Regions from separate parts of the Homo sapiens genome. Here region 1 is linked to region 2. A link is an interaction called in ENCODE POLR2A ChIA-PET data of the cell type or tissue named here. Cell type or tissue: OCI-LY7. All regions are shown on one strand. Region 1 overlaps ZYG11B (zyg-11 family member B, cell cycle regulator). Region 2 overlaps SCP2 (sterol carrier protein 2).

Region 1 (5,000 bases), 260 kb before region 2:
TAATTTTTTTGTATTTTTAGTAGAGATGGGATTTGACCGTGTTAGCCAGGATGGTCTCGATCTCCTGACCTCATGATCCGCCCACCTCGGCCTCCCAAAGTGCTGGGATTACAGGCGGGAGCCACTGCACCCGGCCAAAAAGCAAGCCCGTTGAATTATCCTGGCATTCTTGTCAATATCAATTGACCACGAATGTAAGAGTTTATTGCTGAACTCTGAATTCTAGTTCATTGATCTATGTGTCTATCCTTATGCTGGTGCCATACAGTTTTGATTACTTTAGTAATCAAAGTCTTTCAACTTTGTTTTTCTTTTCCAAGATCGTTTTGGCTATTCTAGGTGTTGCATTTCCATATGAATCTTAGGATAAGCTTGTCTTTTTTGTTTGTTTTATGAGACGGAGTTTCGCTCTTGTTGCCCAGGCTAGAGTGCAATGGCATAATCTCAGCTCACTGCAACCTCTGCCTCCCAGGTTCAAGCAGTTCTCCTGCCTCAGCCTCCCAAGTAGCTGGGATTACAGGCATGTGCCGCCACACCTGGCTAATTTTGTATTAGTGTTTAGTGGAGACAGGGTTTCTCCATGTTGGTCAGGCTGGTCTCGAACTCCCGACCTCAGGTGATCCACCTGCCTCGGCCTCCCAAAGTGCTGGGATTACAGGCGTGAGCCACCACACCCGGCTTTGTTTGTTTTTTGAGACAGAGCCTCACTCTATCACCCAGGCTGGAGTTCAGTGGCATAATCTCGGCTCACTACAACTTCCGCCTCTTGGATTCAAGTGATTCTCCTGCCTCAGCCTCCTGAGTAGCTGGAACTACAGGCGTCCACCACCATGCCTAGCTAATTTTTGTATTTTTAGTGGAGATGGGGTTTTGCCATGTTGGCCAGGCTGGTCTCGAACTCCTGGCCTCAAGTGATCCTCCCACCTCGGCCCTACCCTATTTTTAAAAAATAGCTCTCTCAGCTTCATACTCATGTCTGAACAGCATATTGTGATGCTTTAGTTGGTTACAAGCTTCCTAAGCTCTGAGGTCTTCCGCTCACCATCCCTGACTGATTAGAACCCCCTGCTGTGTGCTTACTTAATACCCAGTGTGTCCTCTATTTTAATACTAAAGGGGCTGTATGTAAATGTTTGTTTCAGTGTTTCACTTCTATTGCTTCTTGAGAACATAGATCACAGATTGTATTCCACTGCCTTACACAGTGTCTAGCATATGATAGACACTAAAGAAATACTTGTGAAATGAGTAAATGAATGTTTTGTTCTCTGCTTTTCTGGAAACTAACTAGTTGGTTTTTGTGTTTCTTTTATATTTTTCCCTGGGCTCCAAGGAGGAGGCGTCTCCCTATTCCTTACTTGATATCTGCTTGAATTTCTTGACTACTCACCTTGAGAAGTTCTGTTCAGCCAGACAAGATGGAACATTGTGTCTGCAGGAACCTGGAGTATTCCCACAGGAGGTGGCTGATCGACTGCTTCGGACCATGGCTTTTCATGGTAAAAAAATAAACAGAGGAAACAAAAATTATGTGCTGTTAATTAGATTTGATTTTGAAGTGCTACAGTAGCCATTTAATTATTTTCTTAGAAATAACTGAGAAGGCCAAATGAGCCTGATTCCAGGACTATGAATTCATTTATTTTTACCTATCTTGCCTCTTACTGTGTAATTTATAATAAACATTTTTCTTTTTTTTTTTTTTTTTTCCTTGACAGGGTCTCACTCTGTTACCCAGGCTGGAGTGCAGTGGTGCAAACACGGCTCACTGCAGTCTCAACCTCCTGGGCTCAGGTGATCCTCCCAGCTCAGCCTCCTGTGTAGCTGGGACCACAGGCTTGTGCCACCACATCTGGCTAATTTCAACATTTTTCATTTCTAATGGGGCAAACGTTTTTTGACTTTGAGAAGTCTTTTTTTTTTTTTAAATTTTTTAAGAAACAGGGCCTTGTTCTGTTGCCCAGGCTGGAGTACAGTAGCACAAAACTCCTGGGCTCATGTGATCCTCCTGGTTCAGCTTCCTGAGTAGCTGGGACTATAGCTTGGCTAATTTTTTTATTTTTATTTTTGTAGAGATAAGGTCTCACTCTGTTGCCAAGGCTGGCCTCAAACTCCTTTCCTCAAGCAATCTTCCAACCTTGGCCTCCCAAAGCACTGGGATCATAGGCATGAGCCACCATGCCCAGGTGAGAAGTCATTCTTATGTCAGAAATAACTCCTATAACTTGTATCCATTTGGAGGTTTGCCAGTATAAAATACCTTACATCGGGCCGGGCGTGGTGGCTCATGCCTGTAATCCCAGCACTTTGGGAGGCCGAGGCAGGTGAATCACCTGAGGTCAGGAGTTCGAGACCAGCCTGGCCAAGATGGCGAAACCCCATCTTTACTAAAATACAAAAATTAGCTGAGTGTGGCAATACGTGCCTATAATCTCAGCTACTCGGGAGGGTGAGACAGGAGAATCGCTTGAACCCAGGAGACAGAGGTTGCAGTGAGCCGAGGTTGTACCACTGCACTCCAGCCTGGGCGACAGAGCAAGACTCTGTCTCAAAACAAACAAACTAACAATAACAAAAAGCCTTATGTCTTCATTTGACAGTAGGAGGATTATTACTGTTATGGAAAAACTAATTTCTGATTTTGACCTTTGAGATGGGAAATCACAGCCAATTTAGTACTTTGGTTTTCAAAAACCAGTGCTGAAAATCAACTGGGAAGCTCTTATCTGTGTAGTTTTGCTTATGTATGGAGTATTTTTGTTACTTCAAGTTTTAATTTGAAAGAGATATATCTTGGCCGGGCGCAGTGGCTCACACCTGTAATCCTAGCACTTTGGGAGGTCAAGGTGGGCGGATCACGAGGTCAGGAGTTCGAGACCAGCCTGACCCACGTGGTGAAACCCCGTCTTTACTAAAAATACAAAAATTAGCCGGGCGTGGTGGCGCACACCTGTAGTCCCAGCTGCTCAGAGGGTGAGGCAGGAGAATCGCTTGAATCCAGGAGGCGGAGGTTGCAGTGAGTCGAGATTGTGCCACTGCACACCTGGCTGGGCGACAGAGCAAGACTCTGTCTCAAAAAAAAAAAAAAAAAAAAGATACACCTTTATATCTTTACAGTTGATAAACTCATAAGTATGGAATATGATTTGTCCACAGCTATAGAATAGAATGTAAATTTGCCAATAATAATAGCTGTCATTTATTGAATGCCTATGTGCCAGGGATTTTACATGTATTTTCGTGGAATTTTCGCAAAAACTCTATAAGGTAGCTCTATTATCATTCCCGTTAACATATAGATAAACTGAGGTTCAGAGAAGTAACGTCCTGAGGGTCATACTGCAAGTAAATAGTGGAGTCCTAATTCATGTGCAAGTCTGTCCAATTTTAAATATATGCTCGTTCCACTGTGCCACACAGCCTTCCTACACCTATATTAAAGGTATCCCTGCTCCTGGATGCCACATACTGGTTTATACTTTTGCTGTGGCTTTATATATATAAAACTATTAAGTATAAGTGCCAATAATGTGTTCCAAGAAAGAGTAGGATGAAATGAGGCTGTAACTGAGGCATTTTGGAATAATTTAGGAAAGAAGAAGACCTCTACATTGCTTGTTTTTCACAAAGTTTCTCATGCCAGCAGTCTCTTTGAATTTTTCCAACCTGTCATAGGAACTAGGGTAAATTTCTGTATTATATATGTTAAAGTTAAAAGTCCCTTACACAGCTGCACAACGATTTAAGAGATTATGCCAGTGCTAGCATTTCTTTCTAATCCCAATTTAATGATTATGCTCAGTATATTATTATTATTATTATTTTGAGATGGAGTCTTGCTGTGTTGCCCAGGCTGCAGTGCAGTGGTGCAATCTCAGCTCACTGCAGCCTCCACCTCCTGGGTTCAAGTGATTCTCCTGCCTCAGCCTCCTGAGTAGCTGGGACTACAGGTGCCCACCAACACGCCCAGCTAATTTTTGTATTTTTAGTAGAGACGGGGTTTCACCATGTTGGCCAGGTTGATCTTGAACTCCTGACCTCAAGTGATCCACCTGCCTCGGCCTCCCAAAGTGCTGGGATTACAGGCATGAGCCACTGCACCCAGCCAGTGCTCAGTATATTAGATTAAAAAAAGAAAACTCATCTTGTAAATCAAAAGAACAAATGCTAAGGCCTTAACTTTGCCAGATTGGGTTATCCTTTGGAAATGTAACTACTGCTAGCTAATAGTAGTAGTTAACATTTATTAAATGCTTATTATTATGTCAGGCACTATAGCGAATGCTTTATATGGATAAGATAATAGGAGTGGGTTTTAAGCAAGTCTAACTAAATATTTGTCCTCAGAGTAATGTCTTTGAGAAGCTACATGCTTGAAATGTATTTTCTACCTCTTCTTTTCAGACTGCCTTCAGATGAGGAAACTGAGGGTCAGAAAAATAACTTGTTGTCCCTAATTGTGTTACCCTAGTGTGATTACCTGTCTTCTTCATCAAGAAGGGTTCTGAATTATTTAATCTCTTTATACAAATCATTTCCATCTTTAAACAGTCAAGATTTGATACTACTGAGAATATGCAAAGAAACATGTTGCCAGTTCTTGTCTCAATTTGTAAAAGTTGCTTTATACATTTTTCTTCGTGTTTGAAAATATTCATACTGGGAAAAAAGTTATTCAGTTGATACTTTTATTTTTTATTTATTGCTGTTACTATTTTTTCCTTGAGACAGAGTCTTGCACTGTCACCCAGGCTGGAGTGCAGTGGCGCGATCTCGGCTCACTACAACCTCTGCTTCCCAGGTTTAAGCAATTCTTGTGCCTCAGCCTCCGGAGTAGCTGGGGTTACAGGCATGTGCCACCACACTTGGATAATTTTTGTATTTTTTTTAGTACAGATGGGATTTCACTATGTTGGCCAGGCTGGTCCTAAACTCCTGACCTCAAGTGATCTACCGCCTAGGCCTTCGAAAGTGCTGGGATTACAGGCGTGAGCCAGTGC
Region 2 (5,000 bases):
TTCTAAGAATAATACAAGGAACTCCCTTATACCTTCTACCTAGATTTACCAATTGTTGACATTTTGCCCATTTGCTTTATCATTTTTCCTCTACATATATTTATATCTGTATACATTTTTTCTTAACTATCTGAGAGAAAGGTGGAGTTGTTATGCTTCTTTATCCCTAAATATTTCAGTGTGTAATTGTAGAAACAATGATATTCTTTTGCTTAACCACAGTAGTTATAAAACTCAAGAAACTTAACAGGGTTGGGCGTGGTATCTCATGCCTGTAATCCCAGCACTTTGGGAGGCTGAGGCGAGTGGATGGCTTGCGGTCAGGAGTTTGAGACCAGCCTGGACAACATGGCGAAACCCCCTCTCTACTAAAAATCAAAAATTAGCCAGGCGTGGTAGCACATGCCTGTAGTCCCAGCTACTCAGGAGGCTGTGGCATGAGAATCGCTTGAGCCTGGGAGGCAGAGGTTGGGGTGAGCTGAGATCATGCCACTGAACTCCAGCCTGGGCAACAGAGCAAGACTCTGTTTCAAAAAAAAAAAAAGAAAAAAGAAAGACATGGATACAATACTATGAACTCATTCAAATAACATAGTCACAGTTCAACAACTGTCCCAATAATATATTTATAAAATATACTCTAAACTTTATTTTTTCTCCCTGTCAGGAGAAATCCCTAAAAATGCATTTAGCTGTCATGTCTCTTTAGTTTCCTTTAATGTGAAATGATCCCTCAGACTTTCTTTGTATTTCTTGACCATGATTTTTTTGAAGAGTGCAAGTATATTCTTTAATAGTAGAATGCTTCTCAGTTTGCAATTGCCTAATGTTTCCCCAAATTAGATTCAGATTATACATTTTTTGCAGCATGAAATTATGTTGTGTCCTTCTAGGTGCATCATATCTGGAGGTGCATGAGGTTGTTTAACCCATATTGGTGTTGTTAGCTTTAATCACTTAATGTGGCATCTACCATGTTTTCCTCTGAAAAGTTGCTGTTCTTTTCTTTGTAATTAATAAGTAATTTGTAGCAAGATGCTTTGAGATGATACCATTTTTTCTATACTTATTAACTGGCATTATTCTGTAAAGAAGAGCTTTCCCTTGTCTTCCATTTCAAAATTTATTCATATATTTATATATGTATGCATACAAACTCATGAATTCTTATTGTATTCACTGGGTTATAGTAAAGTGGTATCAATTATTTTGATTTTCAAAATGCCCCTGATTTGGCCAGTGGGAACCTGATCAAGTTGATTCATTTTTCCCTATGATTCCTTTTAGTAGTTCCTTACTTTCTGGCGCAAGAAGATATTCCAGGCTCGTCCTGTGCTTTCCATGCCTCAGCCCTAGGATCAGTCATTTCTCTGAGTCCTGGTTCCTTTTAGTAGAGAATGGTATATGGAAACCACAAATGGCTGTTAGCTGTGTGCTTGTTATTATTACTTCTAGGCCTTTTCAGCAAGCGCAGTAGCACACACAAGCATTACTTTAGTTTTGTTTTAAGACAGATATTTAAGGAATGCACGCAATAATCTTAATGTGATGTATATCTGTTTCCATACTCATGTAGCCACCAGTTTGTTAGCAGTTAGAATGAGGAATTTATAAAACTAGTTAAATGTCACTTGTATGTGACAACTTTTTAAATTTTATAGACTAGAGTTACCGGAGACAGATTTTTGTTTTTTTGAGACAGAGTCTCCCTCTGTCATCTAGGCTGGAGCGCAGTAGCACATTCTCAGCTCACTGCAACTTCCACCTCCTGGGTTCATGCAATTCTTGTGCCTAAGCCTCCTGAGTAGCTGGGATTACAGGTGCATGCCACCATGCCTGGCTAATTTTTGTATTTTTAGTAGAGACGGAGTTTTGCCATGTTGTCCAGGCTGGTCTTGAACTCCTGAACTCAAGTGATCTGCCTGCCTCGGCCTCCCAAAGTGCTGGGATTACAGACATGAGCCACCATGCCATGCCATCAGAGACAGTTTTGATCAGTGGGAAGAGTACCTTAATCAACTTTTTGATCACACTACTGGCTTTGAGCATATTAATTTAGCCTTTTCCTTATTTAGAAAATACTGAAAATATGTACTTTAGGGATCAGAAAATAACAAATTAAAAATATCTGCCACACATTGTAGTTGCTCAATAAACTTTTGGTTTTTTATTTCCCAGTGCATTTTCCTTTCTTCTTTCCTATTTCTCTAGTTGTGTCACTGGTTAAAGGTCAAAAATAGTTTTATCTTAGTTTAATTTAATTCAATTTTATAGAGACAGGGTTTTGCTATGTTGCCCAGGCTGGTCTCAGACTCCTGGAGTCAAGCAGTCTGCCCACCTCAGCCTCCAGTAGTGCTGGGATTACAGGTGTGAGCCACTGTGCCCAGCCTGAAAATGGTTTTATTTATTAATTATAAATATTACTTAGGGGTATAGGAAAAAAATGAACTTAAATTTTTAGTACAGTATGGGGAACATATCCAACTCATTGAAGCCTACAGCTTGGCCAAAGAGGATCTTATCATATCTCCCACCATACCTCTATGAGGTTTCTTTGTTTGTCTTCCAACTCTCAACTCTGTGGGCTGTATTTCTATGTGTGATGGACCCATGTGCCTGCTCTGAGGTCATGGGGAGTAGCTGATTACAAATGAACTTGATATTCCCTGAAACTTACGCGTACTGTACGACCGTCTCCAGTCAGAACAAACTGATTACTGGTTAAATTTTCGTTTTAGGGATGAAGGTTTGATTACAATGCAGGACTTTATAATCTTCCCAAACACTAAGAATAACAGCAACCACTTTTTTTTTTAGACAGAGTCTCACTCTGTCATCCAGGCTGGATTGCAGTGGTGTTATCTTGGGTTACTGCAGCCTCGACCTCCCCAGGCTCAGATAATCTTCCCACCTCAGCCTCCTGAGTAGTTTGGACCACAGGCACACACCGTCATGCCCAGCTAATTTTTGTATTTTTTTTGTAGAGGTAGGGTTTCACCATGTCGCCCAGGTTGGTCTTGAACTCTTGGGCTCAAGTGATCCACCTGCCTTGGCCTCCCAAAGTGCTGAGATGACAGGCATGAGCCACCATGCCTGGCCGTCAACCACTTTTTTTTTTTTTTTTTGAGATGGAGTCTTGCTCTGTCGCCCAGGCTGGAGTGCAGTTGCGCAATCTTGGCTCACTGCAGCCTTTGCCTCCCGGGTTCAAGCAATTCTCCTGCCTCAGCCTCTTGAGTAGCTGGGACTACAGGCACGCACCACCAGGCCTAGCTGGCTAATTTTTGTATTTTTAGTAGAGATGGGGTTTCCCATGTTGGCCAGGCTAGTCTTGAACTCCTGACCTCAAGTAATCCTCCCACCTTGGCCTCCCAAAGTGCTGGGATTACAGGCATGAGCCACCGAGCTCGGGCTTTTTCTTTCCTTTTCTTTTTCTTTCTTTTTTTTTTTTTTTTTGGGACAGAGTCTTGCCTTGTCACCCAGGCTGGAGTGCAGCAGTATGATCTCATCTCACTACAATCTCTGCCTCCTGGGTTCAAGCGATTCTTGTGCCTCAGACTCCCGAGTAGCTGGGACTACAGTCATAGGCCACCAGGCCCAGCTAATTTTTGTATTTTTAGAAGAGACGGTGTTTTGCCATTTTTTCCAGGCTGGTCTTGAACTCCTGGCCTCATGTGATCCACCTGCCTTGGACTCCCAAAGTGCTGGGATTACAGGCATGAGCCACCATGCCCGGCCTCATCAACCATTTTTTAAAAATTATTTCAGATAACTTTATTAAGACCTAATTCACATGCCCACAATTCACGCATTTTAAGTGTACGTTCAGTGGTTTTTAGCATATCACAAAGTTGTGCAGTCATTACTGCAATTAATCTTAGAACGTTTTCGTCACCTCAAGAGAAAGTGTGTACCCATTAGTAATCCCTCCTTCTTGCAGTCTCTGGCAAACACTAACCTACTTTCTGTCTCTATGGATTTGCCTGTTATGGACGTTGTATGTAAATGAAATCATACATTGTATGGCCTTTGGTGACTGGCTTCTTTCATTTAGCATAATGTTGTCAAGATTCATCCATGTTGTGGCATATATCAGTACTTGATTCCTTTATATGGCTGAAGGTTCCCATTTCTCCACATTCTGTCATTACTTCTTGTTACCTATCTTTTTAGTGTTAGCCATCCTAGTGGTTGTGTAGTGGTATTTCATTGTTCTTTGCATTTCCCTGATGGCTATTGATGATCAGCATCTTTTCATGTTTATTGGCTATATGCATATCTTCTTTGGAGAAAAGCCTATTCAGATCCTTTGGCATTTGAAAACTGGGGTCTTTGTATTTTAATTATTGAGTTGTGAGAGCTCTTTCACAATCACTTTTTGAGGGCCTGGTATGTGCCAGGACCACACTAGGCGTTTCACATGTACTTCTTTGTTTAATCCTCATAAAAGTCCCACACATTAGGTATTTCTGTTTATAGATGAGATTGATGATCAGAGTTAAAATAACTTATCTAAGGAGAGAGAGCCTTGAGTGGTAGGAATCAAGGTTCTAGCTGAGTGCGGTGCTTCTGTTTTCCTGGCTACTCTGTGCTCTCAGTCTTTGACATTGTTGTAGCAGAGCCTGTTTTAGGCCTTAGAATGAAAATTTTCAAGAATCATGGAGGGAATTCATATGCTGAGTAGGTTATTTGCTGGTTTTTATCTTCAAGTTTCCTTTCAATGTTTATATACTAGATTTATTCCAGGAAACATATATAAACCAAATTAAAAAAATAAAACCAATTGGAATTTAGTTTCTGATAAAAGAACTTTTTATGTAAAGAAATCATGAGGAACATCCTTTTGTGAATGTGAATACTCTCTGAGTTTAAGTTGATATATTCAGTTTTCTTAGAGCAGGGCACATATATAAATTTTAAGGAATGAGGGGTTTTCAGAAAACATTGATAAAACTTTACATATTAACTTTTAATCTGGATGAAAAGTTGGTTCATCACTAACT

Evidence for each region. Peaks named below come from ENCODE experiments on the same cell type or tissue, not always from the same donor. Only the 100,000 strongest peaks of a DNase experiment are listed, where the experiment ranks them.
Region 1: POLR2A ChIA-PET joins it to region 2 with 5 read pairs; 2 of 35 experiments call an interaction of 5 or more read pairs at or near these places.

What each region holds. Positions count from the first base shown.
Region 1 is chr1:52,755,125-52,760,124 of GRCh38, forward strand. It overlaps ZYG11B (zyg-11 family member B, cell cycle regulator), which reads left to right. Exons shown (of 14, transcript NM_024646.3): 2 at 1,334-1,499. Among named protein-coding and RNA genes, the nearest start is that of ZYG11B, 31 kb to the left of the region's middle. In OCI-LY7, no CTCF peak of the experiment used is centred here; a DNase peak (open chromatin) is centred at 3,007.
Region 2 is chr1:53,018,210-53,023,209 of GRCh38, forward strand. All of the region lies in intron 12 of SCP2 (sterol carrier protein 2), which reads left to right. Among named protein-coding and RNA genes, the nearest start is that of PODN, 42 kb to the right of the region's middle. In OCI-LY7, CTCF peaks have their summits at 4,168 and 4,379; no DNase peak of the experiment used is centred here.